Linked DNA regions of Homo sapiens: regions 2, 3, 4 and 5 are each linked to region 1. Evidence: chromatin contacts called from ENCODE Hi-C or POLR2A ChIA-PET data. All regions are on one chromosome and are shown on one strand. Each heading gives the region's core, a stretch centred on a gene start or an enhancer-like site at or near the end of the contact. The rest is flanking DNA. Distances are from core to core; before and after follow the strand shown.

Region 1 (3,545 bases), core at 498-2,997:
TAGTTAAGGCTCTTTATAAAGAGCTTGTTCTTCATGTTTTAAGCACTTTATGAAGAATAAAACATTCATGTACTGCAGGTGGCTCTGTTGTGTTCCTGTTTTGGAATGAACAGTTACAGGAGGCTGCTGTGGGAGAAAGCACCTTAAATCAAGGTGATGGGATTCTTGGATGACACTGTCCCTGCCCCTTATAAGGGGGCAGCAGCACAGTGTTGCCCAGCAGCCTGAACTTAGTCTTTTCTGACTCCCAGGGTACCCACATTTATTGCGCACCTAAGATGGGCCCATTTATTGGTAATACAGAGGGTAAGAAATGGATTCCTATTCTCAAGTTGCATGGTCTAGCAGGGGAAGATAAGATACAAATCCAAGATACAAATAGTTCTTCATGGCTAGATAGAATCTCTAAGATAAGATACAAATCCAAGATACAAATTGTTCTTCGTGGCTAGCTAGAATCTCCCCCTAGCTTTATGAAAAGTGTTTCTTGTGGTTCAACTACTAGAGGATGAAAAACTTTGACTGCTACAGCTCATGTAGTGTCCAGAAACACTGGCAGACATGAGCCAACCCTGCACTCCACCACGAGACTAATGAGACCCAAAGTGGAGTTCCCTAGAAGACCAAATATTTCTACTGTCATCTTGGGCAAAACAGGCAGCTCCCGAAGTCTGGCTCACTGACCAGGTAATTCAGCTGGGAATCTTCAGCTAATCCATTCTACAACTGTATGTGTTTATTATCCATACTGATCCTTACTCCACAATCTGTAATACTCCCCCTTACCTAACACCCTCCCCACCCACCCTAGTCCCAAGTTCTCCTCCTGCCCAGGAATTAGGCCCAGGAGGGATCTTCCTTGGTTGGCCAGACAAGGTGAAAGCTGCCAGGGCTCTTAATCCCCCACTGATGAACTCACAGCCAACACTTATTTGAGTCTCTACTGTGAGCCCTTTTATGTCTGGCTCTGAAAACTGAAGTGAATCAAAAAGTCATAGCCCCTGCCCTGTGAACTTTACAGTAAGAAAGACTGTCCAGAACAGTAAGTAGTTGTGAGTGCAAAAGAGAAGTGCTGGGTGCCACGGAGCCTCTGTGGGATTTTGTGCAAGCAGAGTGATGGACTGGGAAATGCAATGTTTAGGCTAAAGCCAGAAAGCCAGCATCAGGCGAAGATTTAGTCTTCCGGGTACAGAATGTTCAGGGGTCGGGAGGCGGGCAGGCCCCAGCATGCTCCAGGAACTGAGTGTCAGGGCAGCCGGAGAGCACAGGACGAGTGGGCAGGGTGGCGACGGAGGAAAGTACGAGAAGGTCCGCAGTGCAACTCCTTGGAGAAAGCCTTCCGAGGTTAACCCTACTCCGCCTGGAGTCTTTGCCCATCTGGTCCCAGGTTCCCCCTTGAATGGGACCCTTCTGCGCTGCCTGGCCCCAGGAGCGACGCCCACGGCAGCAACTCTAACTTCTGGGGGCAACTAAGCAGCGAGGGGTGGCCCGTGGTCGTCGTACAGGAACACCTTTCCTGGACTGCCGACCTTGCACCTTGCAACGCGGACAGCGGGCACCGAGACCTCTCCGGACGGCCGCAACTCTCCGCAGTCTACGGTTGTAAGCGCCGCGACGCGAAAAACTACACTCCCCACAACGCCTTGCGCCTCCCGCTCGCTGCGGTTGATTAGGGCCAATCGGGAGAGGCAGCTGTGGCGGGGGCCGAGGAGGGACATTTTAAAAGGGCCGGAGATTGCGGGCGTCAGTGGCCATGGCGGATACAGCGACTACAGCATCGGCGGCGGCGGCTAGTGCCGCTAGCGCCTCGAGCGATGCACCTCCTTTCCAACTGGGCAAACCCCGCTTCCAGCAGGTGAGGACCGGGCTGTGGTCTGCGGGCCGGCGGGTGGCAAAGAGAGGACGAGCAAACTCCCCTCCAAAGTCCCCTTCCGCCCAAGGGTCTCCCACCCGCGGCCAGCGGAGCCTGCAGCTAGCGCCAGGGGGGGAACCTCGGTCACAGTCACCCTTTTCCCATTGGTCAACGGGGCGGGCGCGGACTCCCATCTTGGCTTCCTATTGGCCCTTGGCGCCGTCACTCCCCGACTGCCCGCGCCCTCTAGCCTTTCCCGCCCGCGGCGCCCTGTGATTGGCCACCGGCGGCTGCGGTCAAGGTCCCGAGCGCCCGGCTTCGAGCGGCTGCTCAGGGTCGCTCCGGGTTGTGCAGCTGCCCGCCCGGGACGCAAAGTTCTAGTCTGGCCCTGGATGGGAAGTTGGCGTGGCCGGGATGCCTTCTAACTTTTTCCCCCGGTGGGGACTGACGTTCCTTTCGAGCTGCTGGCGGTGCCGCCGGGCAGCGTCGCGCCCCGCGGTCACTCCCCAGCCCTGGCCCCCAAGCCGGGCTCGGCGCGCGCAGCAGGTTGAGGGGGCGAGTGCCGAGGCGAGCGGCGGTCCGGCGTCCCCCGTCCCTGCTCTCCATCTCGGGCTGAGGATTCGCTGACGCAGCAAGCCGGCCGATGCCCTGAGGGGACGCAGCCAGGGCGTGCGGGGGAAACGCTGTGTCATCCCCTGGGGCCGTCGTCCCTCCGAGGGGCTGCCGCCTGGGAACCCCCCCCCAGCCTCTTCCTCGCTGTGTTCTCCGCGGAGGGTCTCCCGCGCCCGGGCCCCCGCGCCGCCGGGGACTGGCTCTGGGCACACCCGCTCAGGCTCTTCGGGGCACGGCGACAGGGGTCCTTTCCCTCCGGGACCTCCTCTGGGGCGTCGCCGACTCGGCCCTAGACTGCGGAGGCGGGGGTGGAACGCGGAGCCCGGGCGCCTGGTTGGGCCCGGAGACCGGAGCCGGGGAGGGGCCGCTCCCGCGCCGCAGACCCTCGGGCTCCCGCGCCTCCCGCACCAATGAGACGGAATTTATTAGGAAACAGGCAGAGAGACCGCTGAAGTGAACCGGGGCTTGCCAGGGGTGGGCGGCAGCCGAGGCGGCCAGAAAAGAACTTTGAAGGAAGAAAGGAAATTGTGCTAAGGTCGGTGCGGTGGCTTTTTTTTTCTTTTTTTGTTGTTGTGGTGGAAGGGGACTGGTTCCAGCAAGGGGGTGCCCCGAGCTTTGCTGATAATTAGGGAACTTGGCTCCTGAGCCGTCTGAAAAAAATGTCCCCAGTGTTTCTTAACAGGACTTTAATTCCTTTTAAAAGTAGGCCATCTCAGCATGTAGGTATCCGAGGCGAGACTGGCATCTTCCTTCCAGTGTAGGAGGCCATCTAGGGCGAGAGTGTCGGGGTGTCCCTGCCTGGACTTGAGTGACCTTATTACATTGCCTGTCCCCGCTCCCACCCCCATTCTGCTCGTTCTTAAAGGCTCAGTCGGGCCTGCCTCTCTGGCAAACACTTGCTCCCTTCTTCTCTGGTCCCATCAGATCGCAGGCTTCCTCCTGCACATCTCTTTGGCCACCTGAGTCAGATCCTCATAGCTCTCCATACAGTCTGCCCTGTGGTCTTCTAAATGTTTGCTGTGTGACGACTTGGTTTCCTCAAACCCCCTGTAGGCCTTTTGCAAGAAGGGGCTGATCTTGC
Region 2 (3,545 bases), core at 734-3,233, 1.9 Mb after region 1:
GCTACATTATATACCACTCCATTCATTTGTTCACTTATTCATTCAATGATCAACATTTGCTTTGGCTACAGTGGTCAAGGAAAACCTCTCTTAGATGTCACATCTGAGAGGAAACCTACAGATAAGGAGATAGTCTTATAAAGGTTGGGAAACATGTATTCCAGGCAGAAGAAATCCTCTAAGATGCAAATCCTCTAGAGGTGAGCTTGAGGAAACAAACAGGTGACCATGGCTAGAGTGTGAAGGAGGCAGAGGGTGAAGCTGGAGAGACTGATGGGAGCCAAATTATGCATGGTTCAGGAGTAAGAATTTGTCATTTAAAGTGTAAAGAGAAAACATTTTAAGCAGAGGGATGAAATGATGATTTACACGAAGGAAGGAGAAAGGGACGAGGGAGGAGGAGGAAAGTACAGTGATTAGAAGGTTGATGCAGCATTCCAGCGAAAGGATAATGGTGATTTAGACTGGAGTTAGAGCAGTGAATATGCTGAGTATAGTTTGGAGGTAGAACTGACAGGATTGCTAAAGAATTAGATATAGAATAGAGAAAAATGAAGACATTAAAGTAGCAGCCTAGTTTTATGTTTGAGTACCTGAAAAGACAGAAGTGCCATTTACTGAGATAGGGAAGGCTTGGGTGGTGGTGTCAGGCCTCTGAGCTGAAGCTCAGCCATTGTAACCCCTGTGACCTGCACATATATGTCCAGATGGCCTGCAGGAGCCAAGAAGTCTGGGGCAGCCGAAAAACCACAAAAGAAATAAAACAGCCAGTTCCTGCCTTAATTGATTAATCAACATTACAACATTCCTCCATTGTGACTTGTCCCTGCCCTACCTTAACTGATCAATCGACCTTGTGACATTCTTCTTCTGGACAATAAGTCTTATGATCTCCCCACCATGTACCTTGTGACCCCGTCCTCCTCTGCTAATAGATAACCACCTTTTACTGTAATTTTCCATTACCTACCCAACTCCTATAAAGCAACCCCTTCCCCATCACCATTAGTTGACTCTCTTTTCGGACTCAGCCCACTTGCACCCAAGTGAATAAACAGCCTTGTGGCTCACACAAAGCCTGTTTTAGTGGTCTCTTCACACAGACGCGCTTGACAGGTGTAGCATGGGAAAAGGACTTCAGGGGATGGCAGAGTATAGGTGGGTAGAAACAACAATTCTATTAAACAGACACAACAGCTCTATTTTGGACGCAGTGAATTTGAGATGCTTGACAGTACCAAAATTTTAAAAATCGTTAAAAGTTGTACAGTGTGGATATCCCAGTTGTGTGCTACGGAATTCAAACTAAGCTCAGTCTGTAGTTGCTGTGAGCTGGGAACTCAGGGAAAGGTTGGGGTTTGAAACATAAATGAGTAATAATTTCATAGATCACATTTTAAATTCTTCAACAAAATACATATAAAACGCTTGTGTTGGGAAGAGACATGGAAGTTCTATTTCTGAAGAAGCTTAGTCATGGGGGGTGGACAGACAAGTGACAAGTTCGTACTTTCAATAAAGTATGCTAAGCGCTAAGTGCTTTGAGAGCACATAGGAGGAAGGAGAAACCAACAGTCTGTGTGTAGAGGGATGGGGGCGTAAGAAGCCCAAGGGAAGCTTCTAGGTGTTAACAATTGAGGTTAGAGTGATTTCAGTAACACTCAACTGAGAGATCCATCTATACAAATTTTAACAGTTTTTAAAATTTTGATAGCCTAGGAAAGCATAAACTCTGAAATTTGGGGAAAAGCGATTTTACGTTTCCCCTTACCTTCCCCCAGCTCCACAATTTGCCGGAGGCCTGCAACCCGCGTCCACGTGAGACCCCGGTCGCACCCCGAGCCCGGGATCTGCGCACTTACGTGAGGAAGCACTCGGGCCGACCCGTGGCTTTGCCGACTTCCGTCAGACACCGCTCCAGGGTCCGTCGACGCCAGACCTGCGGCGCCATGGCTGTCAGCAACTCCCGACACAATGCAGCATGCAAGGGAAGGGAGCCGCCCGGAAACCGCGCGGCAAAGATGCGCCCAGCGCAACTTGGATTTCAGAGCCGAAAGTTCCGCGGCGCACAGGTTCCGGACTCGCCCTCAGCCAGAGCCAATGGCAGCGCGAGCGCTTTCGCAGGAGGGTGGGAAACAAAAATCTCCATGGTCAGCCCAAACGCCTTTCAACTCTCTCCAAACTTCGTTTTGTATTTTTCAGGGGCCCACAAAGGGTGACCCGTCCTGGCCTTACGTTTCTGTTTTAGCTAAAGTAGGCCCGTTGTAGCAGGAAAGCAGCGACCTTCGCCACGCCCCTGACCTTTCTGTCCCCGCCCCCTCTGCCTCCCGCCCCGCCCTCTGCCGCGCGTCTCTCAACCTCCGTGGCTAGTCTTGACGTGGCGGGTTGCTTTCCAAAATGGCGCGGGTGCTGAAGGCTGCAGCCGCGAATGCCGTAGGTGAATACCGGGCACCGGCGACCTTCGCCATGGGACAGGGAGCGTGGGAACGGCGGTCGGGGGCGGAGGAGGCCTCGGCGTGGCCAAAGCACCTTGATCTAATGTCCTCCCCCGGGGGCGCGTTCCACAGCAGCTGCTGTCACTTAGGCAGAGGGTGCCTTCCAGAAGCGCCACCGCTTAGTAGCGGGGATTGCCTTGTGCATGAGTCCCATTTCCATCCGAGAGCTGTGCGCCTTGGGCTCTGCACCTTCCAGTATGTGGGCGGGAGAGTCGAGGGAACTTGCCCGGCAGGTCAGGCAGGGCAGGGACAGAAGTAAATAGAAGCGGATCGGTAAGTTATTTTACCGCGCACCAATAAAGAGACTGGGGAGAAACCAGAAAGGAGAGCACGTTCCGTAAAAACAACAACTACTAGTCGGCCGAACTCCAAGCGTGACCAGCTTTCTGTTGGGAACACTCAAAGGTCAGTGGTGTAAAGAATACAAAAGGAGTGGTTTTTCCACGTGCACTAATATATTTATCGCGTACACAGATAAAAGCATGTGGATTTGGAAACTTTCTTGAGTTCTCTCCCCCTTCATTTTTTTTAAAATATGTACATAGAATCAGTTATGACAGAAATAACTGTAATAATTGTCACGTTTTCTGACTCACTTTCTCCTCTTTTTATCCTTTTTTTTTTTCTCTTCCTCCTTTTATGAGAGGGCAAGTATTTCCCTTAATCTGAGATTCCCTATTAGGAAGAAGGTGCCAAGTGGTAATGCCCCAGAGTTACTCCGGGACATTCGTGATAAATCCTTCTAGCACCAGAGCCCACATTCTTAACCGTAAGGCATACCTTCCTCTTAGGTGATACACAAGATAGGAACGTAAAACTATAAATAAATGAATATTTGGGAAAAGGCATTTTTATGTCTATTTTTAGAACTGCACACTTTAATGATTGACAGTTTGGGAAAAAGTATGACTTCCAACAGGTCATATACATACTGCAAGAACTCAATACAGATAAAGGTGCATGTTTGTTTTGTACTTACATACACATCTTGGCATAAAGGAAAAATGAAGACAGTGTATTCCAAAGATTGCCTTTGATTTGTCCTATTAA
Region 3 (3,545 bases), core at 438-2,937, 1.9 Mb before region 1:
TTCCCCAAGGGAGAAAACTGAACCTCACTAGGTTTAGCAAGTTACTTTTTTCTATCCTAATAGCAAGTGCGGAGAATTATCCCTACACAAACAAGAAGCAGGCATCCGTTTTATGAGATTTTGAATTTCACATCAACATGCAAAAGACAGGCGGAAATGATTGCCCACTGAGAGGGAACTCACCTTCCAGAAAAGCAAATTCATCCACAGCTTCTATTGCATTATCTGAAACACAAGGAAAAGAGACACCTGACTAACTTCAGCCATGCTGACCTCAGTCAGAAAACAGCACAATCTGCAGTGAAGGGCATGAGGCTTTGGGCAAATGAGGGCATTTATAAGATGCGTCCCTTGCTGCCTTGAGATCCATATCTACTCTACCAGCAACTCTTATATATATTAGCTGTCTCCCTAGAAGAGTTAAGAAAAGCATAGGCAAATACCATTCAACGCGGGGGTTGGGGGCCTCCTAAATTACCCCTAAATTATTTATTCGCTTTGCTCTTAAAGTTGTCAGAGAAGAACGTGGCAATAGACGCAGGGCGCATGAGAATACGGTATACGAAATCTTACCCAGGTGAGGGTTCCCAGCCAGACAAGAGTCAGAAATCAAATCCCCAGTTGCTAGGTGAAAAAGAAATATCTTTTTCTGGTGCAATTTGGCAGAAGGTATGAAGGGATCCAGTCCGCTACGGCAACCCCAGACACCTTCACACACTGCCCCGCCACCCCAAGCAGACAGCCTCTACAGGTAGGGCTTCCTGGCACTGTGGCCAACAGAAACCATCCTGGGGAGAGACGCTGTGGCACCTCTCAGATCAGAGTGACGTCTTCTCAACCTGCACAAGGGGAAACCAGCCCAGCCCTCCCTTGTCTGTCCCCAGACACTGCAGTGCCACTCTACCCAAGTCTCTCCTCTGAAGGGTTTTCCTTTTTCCCTGCTGAGCGCAACAGTAGGCATCTTTTGCAATGGTCTCCACAAACAGTTCCTGTGAAGTAAAAAAGCAAAGTTTTAGTAATGGGTTCTAACACACTGAGGAGGTGAGGGCTCCGGTTTGTGGGTGGGGGCAGAAAGGGAGAAGAAAGGCTCGGGGCAAGAAAATGTTCTGGAAGCTAAGATTGTCCTGGACTTCATGAAGATCCATTCCGCTACCCTCTTCCCAGTATTCTCCCTCATTCACTAAAGACTCCTACAAGTTCTGTACGAGGCCCTGGAGATACAAATTAAAGTCACTCACTATCCAGGTCCTCAACAAGAGGGAGGAGTGTTAACAAAACTCGCACAGGTCCCCGGCCCCTTTCCTCCGCCTTCCGGGTCCACGCCCACATCTCAAAACCCGGGCCACGCCGCCCTAAGCCCCGCCCGCGGGAGGCCCCGAGGCCCCGCCCCACACTCCACCTCCCCCACTCCCGCATGCCCTCGCGCTGCAGGCGCACCGCGGCTCGTGCCAGAATGAAGATGGCTTCCTGTCCCGCTAGCGTCACGTCGGGATCTGCCTTCACCAAGGCCTTCACTCGCGCCAGAGGCAACCTCGAGAGACGAGCCCCAGGCACACTCGTTGGGGCCTGGGGCTGCGAGGCCGCTGCCTCCCCAGCAGGTCCCTCCTCCTCTCGGGGCGTCCCGCTTCCTGCCGCCGCCGCCGCCGCCATCCCGGCCTTGAGCGTGCTGCGCGCGGCCGCCGACTGTGCGCGCGCATGCGGCGCAGGCCCTTTCCCGCGCGGGCTGGAGGCCACACCCTGTGTAGGCGCGCGGCTCCGCCCCTACGCGGCAGTGCGCTGCCAGGAAACCGGGTGGGCGGGGGTCGGGCTCCGGCTCTTCCCACGCGCCTAGCCACCCGTGGGCTGTCGTGCACTTGGTTGACGCTACCGGCGACCCTCTGGCCCCGACGGGCCTGTGGAGCCCAGGCACCTCCCATTGGTGCCTGTGCCTGGCTGGTGAGGGGAGAAATCTAGACCAGGCTCGCAAGAGAGTCTCCGTCAAAACAGAGTGTGCATATTCCAAGGCTAACGAGGGCACGTGTCCGAGGGAGGCCCGGCCCTGGAGGGCCCAGCATCGTGGAAGAGGGTGCCAAGGAGGCAGCGAAATCTGGACCAAATTCAAGGATAACCAGTTATAGATGCTCTTGAAGGAGGGGTAGGGCTTTTGGCAGGCAGAAATGAAGAAATTCAGCCCAGCCAGAGGAAACAAGAAAAAGTCATGGAGGCTAGAAAAGATGAAATTGTGGTGGTGAGGCATCCACGTTTGTTCAAAAAGAGGTTGCATCACAGCTTTGGTTCTCAAATTTGACCTCAAGATCCCTTTACGGTCTTAAAGATTGTTAAAGAGCCCAGGGAGCTTTTGTTTCTGTCAGTTATATCAATACTTACTATATTAGAATTAAAGTTTTAAAATATTGATTTAAAATTACTAATGCGTTACCAGCTAACAAACAACATTTTTATGACAAGTAATTTTTTTTAAATCTAGTAAGAAAAGTCTCTAATGTCTGATTTCATGTGAGAACTGGATTCTCTAGCTGCTTCTGTTGCTAACGTTAGCACTTCTCAGGTAGCTCTTAAAAAACTACTACATCTTGAGAGAATGTGAATGAAAAAGGCAACCTCATAGTAGTATTAAGAAAATAATTTTGGCCTCATGGACTCCTGAAAAGGGTCTCCAGAAAATTCCCACCCCCATGAATCCCCACACCACACTTGGAGGTCTGATAGCGTAGAGGAACAGTTAATATTTAAAATAGGTTTAATCTAAGTCAATCATAATAATAGTGAACACCTTTAAACATTTACTATGTGCATGATTCAAAGTGTTTTAGATTTATGTAAATCATAACTTCTGTAATTTTCACAATACCCTATTGAGGTAAATATTATAACCTTCTTTTTCAAACCTTATTTGAAAAAATTGAGGTGCAGAGTGGTTACTGAGTCGCATACACAGGGCAGAATGTGGTGAAGCCAAGATGAAGCTGAATTAAACACATCTGAAATCACTCAGTTCCAAAATTATGTAGTAAACTCTGACTGGTGTAGGAGTGGAAAGGTGTGAAACCTTTCTTTACCCATTTTAAGGGTCACAGCTGACACTCCTATAACACACACAAAAAGCCTAACAAGTCTAATCAAAGTTTTACATGACATGAGAGTCCAAAAATGCAGACCATGAGACCTAGAGGAAACTATTTTTATGCTTAGGTTATATGAAGAAGGGATCGCTGTGTAGAAATGTGATTAGAGGCCTGGTACGGTGGGTCACACTTGTAATCCCAACACTTTGGGAAGCCAAGGCAGGAGGACCGCCTGAGCCCAGGAGTTTGAGACCAGCCTGGGCAACAGATGGAGACCCCATTTCTACACACACACACACACACACACACACACACACACACACACACACAAATTAGCTGGGTATTGTGATCCTATAGTCCTAGCTACTTGGGAGGCTGAGGTGGGAGAGTTGCTTGAGCCCAGGAGTTCAAGGTTACAGTGAGCAATGATTGCACCACTGCACTCCAGCCTGGGCGACAGAGAGAGACCCTGTGTCTTAA
Region 4 (3,545 bases), core at 672-3,171, 1.8 Mb after region 1:
GTTCAGTGCTGTTTCCTCAAACAGCTCTTAAACTAACCATCCTACTTAAAATAGCCATTTCCCCAACCATCCCATGACTCTGCTTTATTTTCCTTTGTAGCATTTATTCACAACATACCATTTTATTATTTATTGGTTACTTTTCTGTTGTCAGTCTCCTTCACTACAGTATAAACACCATGGGTGCATCTTCACTGTCTTATTCATATCATATACCCAGTTCCATGATCAGAGCCTAGAACATTCATAGTAGATGCTAAATAATACTTGTTGAATGAATTTATTTATTTACTTATATCATTTAATATGAAGTATGTATTAGTCCATTCTCACATTGCTATAAAGAACTACCTGAGACTGAGTAATTTATAAAGAAAAGAGGTTTAATTGACTCACCGTTCCTCAGGCTGTACAGGAGGCATGGCTGGTGAGGCCTCAGGAAACTTACAATCAGGGCAAAGGGGAAGCAAGCACGTTTTCACATGGTAGCAAGAGGGAGAGAGAGCTAAGGGGGAAGGACACACACTTTTTTTACCATCAGACCTTGTGAGAACTCACTCACTATCACGAGAACAGCAAGGGGGAAATCTGCCCCCATGATCCAATCGCCTCCCACCAAGTCCCTCCCCCAACATTGGGAATTATAATTCAAAATGAGATTTGGGTGGGGACACAGAGCCAAACCATATCAAAGTATACAGCTAATATTTATAATTGTTATTTGAGTTTATCTTTTTCATTTTTATATTTTTTCCATTCATTCTGCAATTCCCTAACTTTGTGTCATGTATACAGTCAGCTTGAGAGGTGGGGGGGAGAGAAAAATGTATAAAGTAAGAGCTCCACAAAGAAATCCCTACTTCCTGTGGAATACAATTCGAAGTCCTTTGCAAGCAGATTGGACATTCTAAATCCAAGGGAGGCAATAAAGTTTTATTTTAATTTGTATTTATTGATGTATTTTTTTTTGAGTCGCAACCTCACTCTATTGCCCAGATTGGAGTGCAGTGGTGCGATCTTGGCTCACTGCAACCTCTGCCTCCCGGGTTCAAGTGATTCTCCTGCCTCAGCCTCCCGAGTAGCTGGGACTACAGGAGCCCGCCACCACGCCCAGCTAATTTTTGCATTTTTAGTAGAGACGGGGTTTCACCATACTGGCGAGGCTGGTCTAGAACTCCTGACCTTGTGATCCGCCCGTCTCGGCCTCCCAGAGTGGTGGGATTACAGGCGTGAGCCACCGCGCCCGGCCAAGTTTTATTTTTTTAAAGCACTCAAGAAGTTAGGTTTGTTTCTAGAAACGTGGAAGCATCCGTCTGCTTCCTTCCAGCGTCCCTTTGCTTCCTTCCAGCCTCCCAAGGAGCCCAATTCCTTAATTTTCCCTACAGAGAATAGCACCAGGTCCAAAGCAGCCTGAATCAAAGCTCCTCCTTTGGTAATTGACAGCTGAGGGAAATCCTACTGAGGCCCACCCCCACCCTCCTCCTTGCTAGGCTGACAGGCAAAACTCGGTGGCAGTGGCTTCCAGCTCAGCCAATAGACGAAGCGGGAGCAAGAGCCTGTGTAAACAAACCCAGAGTGCGGCGCCTTGGTCTCCTCCCCCACGAGTGGGCCGGGCGCATCCTTGGCCCAATGCCTATCCCAGGCTAGCGTAGCGTCCTTTCAGCCAATCAGAGCCGGCATCTCCCTCAAGGAGGTGTTCCACCACAGGAAAAAAAAAATGAAGGAAGAGAAAAGACAGACATTAAAACCAATCAGAAGCTGAAACTTCTGAGGGAGTGGGCGGGCACTGCTTCACATTTAGACCAATAAAAACCACATATGCCATTCTAGGTGACCGAACGGCATCTTCTTTGGCCCAATAGACGAATGGGGCGGTGCCCGGCAACCAATGGCTTGGGTTCGGGGGCGGGGCGAGGAGGCAGTGTGCAGTAAGAGATAACCTGGCAAGTGGTAGTGGCGCTTCTCGGGTGCTGTGCTTCACGTTTTGGTACTAAAGGCCGAGACTGTTGTGGCGACGGCGACCTCTACGGCAACGGCTTAAGCTCTCGGAGGAGTGGCAGAGTACGATCTGAAGGAGGGGCTTCTGGTTAGCCCAGGTGGGCTCGGGTGCCCGGGCTGCTGGGGAAAGGACTCGAGGGAAACGCCGTTCTCCCGGCTCTGGGGGCGCCCTGCGCCTCCCTTTCTGCCGCCGTCGGGGCTGTGAAGGGCGGCACGCGCCTGCCCGAGCTCCTGTAGGGAGGGAAAGCGCGCGGGGTCCCACGTCGCGGCCATCGGCGAAAAGGGGCGTCCGCTGGGGTCAGCCCCTGCCCCTCGGGAGCAATAGGGGGTTTTCGTCCCTTTCCCCCCCGCACAGGTGCTCTGTTTCCCCCCGACTCCCACCCAAGTTCCTGACTCCCCTCAGCGTCCTCCTAACACTCGAACCGAATTCTTGGCCTGAGTCCCATTTCTACCCAGGTGCAACAATGCTAGGCAAATTGACCCGCGCGGCATCCCCCGCCCCTCTCCCCGGGCTGGAGCGGGAGGGATTGCGCGTCGTGCCCTTCCCCTATTCGCGGCCCCTGCGCGTCCTCTGCCTTTTTATACTTGCTCCATCTCCCCCTTGACTCCAGCCCTCATTCTTCATGCCTCATTTGCCTGGGAGACGTTCGCCACTTCTCTTGTGCCTTGCGGTCCGTGAGTGAGCCCATCACCCCCTACCAACCCCTAAATTCCATTCTCATCTCTCCAGAAAACTAACATTTTCCACTTGCCTCTTCCAGGCAGCTGGAAGGTGAACTGAGAGAGGCAGAATACGCAGAACAGGGAGTTTGGCAAGGTTGGGAACTTTAATGTTTTGTTCCTGGTAGACTGTTTTTGCCTTCAAATGGCATTTGACCATTATACCCGCTCTAGAATCTTTGTCCTAATGCAGTTCTTTTGGTGGTAATTGCTGAAAATGCAGTTGAAAAGGGCTAACTAGAAGCAAGGGATTTAAATTTTGTTACTATTATTTTCAGTAAATTGAATTGGATTATACTTTAAACAGCTTAACTGGGGTTTCTGGGAGTTTGTAGTGTAAGGGCCTGGCTACCCTACTTTGTCATAAAATATAGAACATACTTAGTTGTACAGCACAGTGTGATTCGATCACACCCAACCTATGAAGGGATAATAACAGCATTGAATCTGTCCAAAAACAACATTCCCTGTTCCCTTTTCACCTTCATAGTATATTCGTTTGGTTTCTAGTAATGTCGGTTCTAGCCATATGTTTTTTGATAACAGTACAAACTATGCTGTGCCTAAGTAAAATTATGCCAACAATTTTATGGGGAAAAGCTAATGCACTGCTCTTAGCTTTGATTAAGATTTTAGACGTTTGAAAATATAAATTCAGATATTGGACAGTGAGGGTTTTATTTTGAAGGTTGGAGGAGATTGAAGTGTTGGGGTAAGACTGATAGGCTCCTCTGGCTACTTGTATATCGGGGTGGGGAGAATATACAGGTTTACAAAATCTTGTAAATTCTCACAGTGCTTAGTTTCCTGACTTTTCAAAAATTGGA
Region 5 (3,545 bases), core at 264-2,763, 1.1 Mb before region 1:
GGCTCACTGCAGCCTCCATCTCCTGGACTCAAGGAATCCTCCCGCCTCAGCCTCCCGAATAGCTGTGACCACTGGCACACACCATTACGCCTGGCTAATTTTTGTGTTTTTGTAGAGGCGGGGTTTCACCATGTTGCCCAGGCTGGTCTCGAACTCCTGAGCTCAAGTGATCCGCCAGCCTCAGACTCCCAAAGTGCTGGGATTACAGGCGTAAGCCACAACTGTGCCTGGCCAGTAATGAAGCTTTGATACATGCTACAATATGGGTGCGTTTTAAAACATTATGCTAAGTGAAAGAAGTCAGTCACAAAAGACCACATAATGTATGCTTCCATTCACAGTGTATATGAAATGTCCAGATTAGGTAAATCCATGGAAATAGAAAGTAGAGTAGTGGTTGCCAGGGGTTGGGAGGAGGGAGGTGGGTAATAAAGAGTAACTGCTAATAGGTATGGGGTTTCTTTTCGGGGTGATGAAAATGGCCTAAAATTATGGTTAGGCTGGGCGCGGTGGCTCACGCCTGTAATCCCAGCTTTGGGAGGCCGAGGCGGGTGGACCACTTGAGGTCAGGAGTTCAAGACCGAGACCAGCCTGGCCAACATGGCGAAACCCCGTCTTTACTAAAAAAAAAAAAAAAAAAAAATACAAAAATTAGACGGGTGTGGTGGCGCACGACTGTGATCCCAGCTACTCGGGAGGCTGAGGCATGAGAATCACTTGAATCTGGAAGGCAGAGGTTGCAACGGGCCGAGATTGCACCACTGCATTCCAGCCTGGGTTACAAAGTGAGACTCTGTCAAAAAAAAAAAAAAAATTAGTGCTGATGGTTGGCACACTTTGAAAACATAAACAAAGCCGGAGGCAGTGGCTCACACCTGTGATCCCAGCATTTTGGGAGGTCAAACCAGGAGGATCCCTTGAGCTCAGGAGTCCAAGACCAGCTTGGGCAACACAGTGAGACGCTCGTCTCTGCAAAAACTTTGAGAAAATTAGCCGGGCGTGGTGGCAGGCACCTGTGGTCTCAGCTACTCGGGAGGCTGAGGCGAGAGGATCACTTAAGCCCAGGAAGTCCAGGCTGCAGTGAACTGTGAACTCCAGTCTGGGCGACAGAGCGAGACACCTCAGAAAAAAAAAAAAAAAAGAAAGAAAAAACCGAAAAAGACCACTAGAGGGTACATGTTTAAAGGACAGATTTTATGCTATGTGAATATATTTCAAGTAAAAATTAAATTAACAATTTTAAAAATTGCAGGAGTACGCAGCGCTTATAGAGGTCCCTGCATAACCTAGGGAGCGGGATCGAAACCCAGCAGCACCAAGATACTCTAAGAGCAGGACCAGCCACTGCCCCTTCCGCAGGACCGCCATCCTCGCCACGCCTCCGGGGGAGGGAGGTCCTGGCTTGGAGAGCGATGATTGGCCGAGTTCTAGGACGAGGCGGAGCGAAAGGGGGCGCGACAAGTCCCTCCCGGCGCAGCGAAACCTTAGCTCGCGAGATTTTGTTGGTTCCGCATTTCGGGTCTGCGAGGTGGGGTAGGCGGGCAAGGCGGGCGCCGAGGTTTGCAAAGGCTCGCAGCGGCCAGAAACCCGGCTCCGAGCGGCGGCGGCCCGGCTTCCGCTGCCCGTGAGCTAAGGACGGTCCGCTCCCTCTAGCCAGCTCCGAATCCTGATCCAGGCGGGGGCCAGGGGCCCCTCGCCTCCCCTCTGAGGACCGAAGATGAGCTTCCTCTTGTGAGTGGGGTCGGGCCGCGGGCGCCGGGCCTGCGGGCCGAGGTTGTGGGGGAGGCCTCCCCGGACCTGAGGCGAGGGCTCGGCCTGGGGGCCGAGGCGGGGGCGGGGTAGCTGGCGTTTGTTTTGCCTCTGTTCGGGTCCGCGGGGGAGGCCGAGATGTTGGGAGAGGCCGACAGAGATGAAGGTCGAAGTAAAGGAAACGGAGCGTGAAGGCTGGGGAGTAGAAAGGCCCCGGGGCCGTCGCGCCTCCAAACTTTTCCGCCCGAGCGCCCCCGAGGGCGGGGAGACGATCTGGGGGCGGAGCCGCGAGCCCCCAGTTTCTCTTGTCTCGAGCTTCTAGAAACCGTCCTTGCCGACTTAACTCGTTGCTCGGTTATAGGTCCAGTTTCATTATTGTCGGTGTTAAATGCCGCCCCAGGAGAATGTGCGTTGCCGCAGTTTGAGAAGCTTGAAGTTAAGATGCTGGCCTTGGAGTCGGATCGTTCTGTCCAGTTCTGATTCTGCCCACTTACTGGCTTTGATTTTAACCAACTTCTCTTGTCCTCGGTAGAATCCTGTGTTTTTAATCATTATGTAATATACCATACAGCATTATTATATAGTACATTGCAGTATTATAAATAATTTGGAAAGTTAAAACAAATTCATAGTCCCATTGCAGAAACACAGTATTGCCATTTTAGTGCACTACAGCAATTAACTTGATAGGCATACCTTAGAATCTCATTTTAGAGATAATGCCTGAGCCCAACCAAACAAGGCTAAAATGAAAAAGCTTGTAAATTCCCTGATGATTCTTATGCACATTAAGGTTTGAGAAGCATTGCTCTGGCACAGTATTTTTTATTCTCAGGTGTCTCTCTCTACCTTGTATATTGCTTAAATGTGTGTTTTGTGATTGAATAATTATCCAATTTTAGTTATGGATGTAATCCACATGCTTGACATTTTTATTAAATACAATATAAAAACACTATATAGTTTTTTTTTTATTTTTTATAACCAGAGTTTACCCACTTTATTGTGAGAAACTGGGATTCCTTCCAGTATTTACTATTATAAAATAGCACTACTCAGAATATGTTTATCTGCGTCTCATTTTCCTTCCTTTGGGTTATTCTCGTAAATGAATGGTCTCTAAAATACGATTACCTTGTCAAAAAGCCTGTATGATTTAGATTTAACTTCCATATTAATAGAAGTATTCCTCCCTCCTCCACTTTTTTCTTACGAGTTGATATTTAATTAGTGAATGCACAGTTGCTTTGTGGACCTTAATACGAGACTTTTTCTTTTTTTTTATTTTTTGAGACGGAGTTTCGCTCTGTCCTCCAGGCTAGAGTGCAATGGCACGGTCTCGGCTCACTGCAACCTCTGCCTCCGGGGATGGCACGGTCTCGGCTCACTGCAACCTCTGCCTCCCGGGTTCAAGCGACTCTCCTGCCTCACACTCCCGAGTAGCTGGGATTACAGGCGCCGGCCACCACACCTGGCTCATTTTTGTATTTTTAGTGGAGACTGGGTTTCATCATGTTGGCCAGGCTGGTCTCGAACTCCTGACCTCAGATGATCCACTCCCGCACTCGGCCGAGACTTTCTTTTTTTAAAACTTGGCCTTCTTGATGGACACTTGAGTTGTTCCCGCTTTTTGGCCATTATGAATAATGCTGCTGTGAACATATGTGACAGGTTTTTGCGTGGATGTATGTGTTCATATCTCTTGGGTATATACTTAGGAGCAGAATTGCTGGCTTAAGTGGTAACTATGTTTAACCTTTTGAGGAACTGCCAAACTTCAAAGTGCTGCACCATTT

What was found. A loop is a pair of places that touch in the nucleus more often than their neighbours do. ChIA-PET counts read pairs that join two places held with the same protein, here RNA polymerase II (POLR2A). Pooled maps may share reads with other maps.
Region 2: a map of CD8-positive, alpha-beta T cell shows a loop between it and region 1 (8-fold over the local background). The contact joins the promoter of MPHOSPH10 here to the promoter of SFXN5 in region 1. A Hi-C loop is called at or near these places in 2 of 168 maps with a recorded cell type or tissue (CD8-positive, alpha-beta T cell and naive thymus-derived CD4-positive, alpha-beta T cell), 1 of 37 single-sample maps with no recorded cell type and 10 of 50 pooled maps.
Region 3: a loop to region 1 is called in a map of CD8-positive, alpha-beta T cell, with 7 times the contacts of the local background. The contact joins the promoter of POLE4 here to the promoter of SFXN5 in region 1. A Hi-C loop is called at or near these places in 1 of 168 maps with a recorded cell type or tissue (CD8-positive, alpha-beta T cell), 1 of 37 single-sample maps with no recorded cell type and 9 of 50 pooled maps.
Region 4: a map of naive thymus-derived CD4-positive, alpha-beta T cell shows a loop between it and region 1 (16-fold over the local background). The contact joins the promoter of PAIP2B here to the promoter of SFXN5 in region 1. A Hi-C loop is called at or near these places in 1 of 168 maps with a recorded cell type or tissue (naive thymus-derived CD4-positive, alpha-beta T cell), 1 of 37 single-sample maps with no recorded cell type and 12 of 50 pooled maps. POLR2A ChIA-PET finds 5 or more read pairs at or near these places in 1 of 52 experiments (H1).
Region 5: a loop to region 1 is called in a map of naive thymus-derived CD4-positive, alpha-beta T cell, with 8 times the contacts of the local background. The contact joins the promoter of MOB1A here to the promoter of SFXN5 in region 1. A Hi-C loop is called at or near these places in 1 of 168 maps with a recorded cell type or tissue (naive thymus-derived CD4-positive, alpha-beta T cell), 2 of 37 single-sample maps with no recorded cell type and 7 of 50 pooled maps. POLR2A ChIA-PET finds 5 or more read pairs at or near these places in 1 of 52 experiments (GM12878).

What each region holds. Positions count from the first base shown.
Region 1 is chr2:73,069,914-73,073,458 of GRCh38, reverse strand. It overlaps SFXN5 (sideroflexin 5), which reads left to right and starts at 1,747. Exons shown (of 14, transcript NM_144579.3): 1 at 1,747-1,855. The coding sequence starts at 1,754. RAB11FIP5 (RAB11 family interacting protein 5) reads left to right here. Exons shown (of 6, transcript NM_001371272.1): 6 at 1-77. RefSeq lists enhancers at 1,149-1,628, 1,829-1,878 and a silencer at 2,019-2,808.
Region 2 is chr2:71,129,072-71,132,616 of GRCh38, reverse strand. MPHOSPH10 (M-phase phosphoprotein 10) reads right to left here and starts at 1,983. Exons shown (of 11, transcript NM_005791.3): 1 at 1,863-1,983. The coding sequence starts at 1,951. MCEE (methylmalonyl-CoA epimerase) reads left to right here and starts at 2,388. Exons shown (of 3, transcript NM_032601.4): 1 at 2,388-2,437. The coding sequence starts at 2,398. RefSeq lists enhancers at 1,786-1,835, 1,936-1,985, 2,307-3,165.
Region 3 is chr2:74,956,785-74,960,329 of GRCh38, reverse strand. POLE4 (DNA polymerase epsilon 4, accessory subunit) reads right to left here and starts at 1,687. Exons shown (of 4, transcript NM_019896.4): 1 at 1,438-1,687; 2 at 905-989; 3 at 184-225. The coding sequence starts at 1,650. LOC105374809 (a long non-coding RNA gene) reads left to right here and starts at 1,451. Exons shown (of 5, transcript NR_187884.1): 1 at 1,451-1,598. RefSeq lists silencers at 1,239-1,478, 1,549-1,808 and enhancers at 1,100-1,600, 1,601-2,101.
Region 4 is chr2:71,225,479-71,229,023 of GRCh38, reverse strand. It overlaps PAIP2B (poly(A) binding protein interacting protein 2B), which reads left to right and starts at 1,921. Exons shown (of 4, transcript NM_020459.1): 1 at 1,921-2,096. RefSeq lists enhancers at 1,636-1,775, 1,991-2,491.
Region 5 is chr2:74,176,847-74,180,391 of GRCh38, reverse strand. MOB1A (MOB kinase activator 1A) reads left to right here and starts at 1,513. Exons shown (of 6, transcript NM_018221.5): 1 at 1,513-1,731. The coding sequence starts at 1,718. RefSeq lists a silencer at 1,752-1,941 and an enhancer at 1,805-2,488.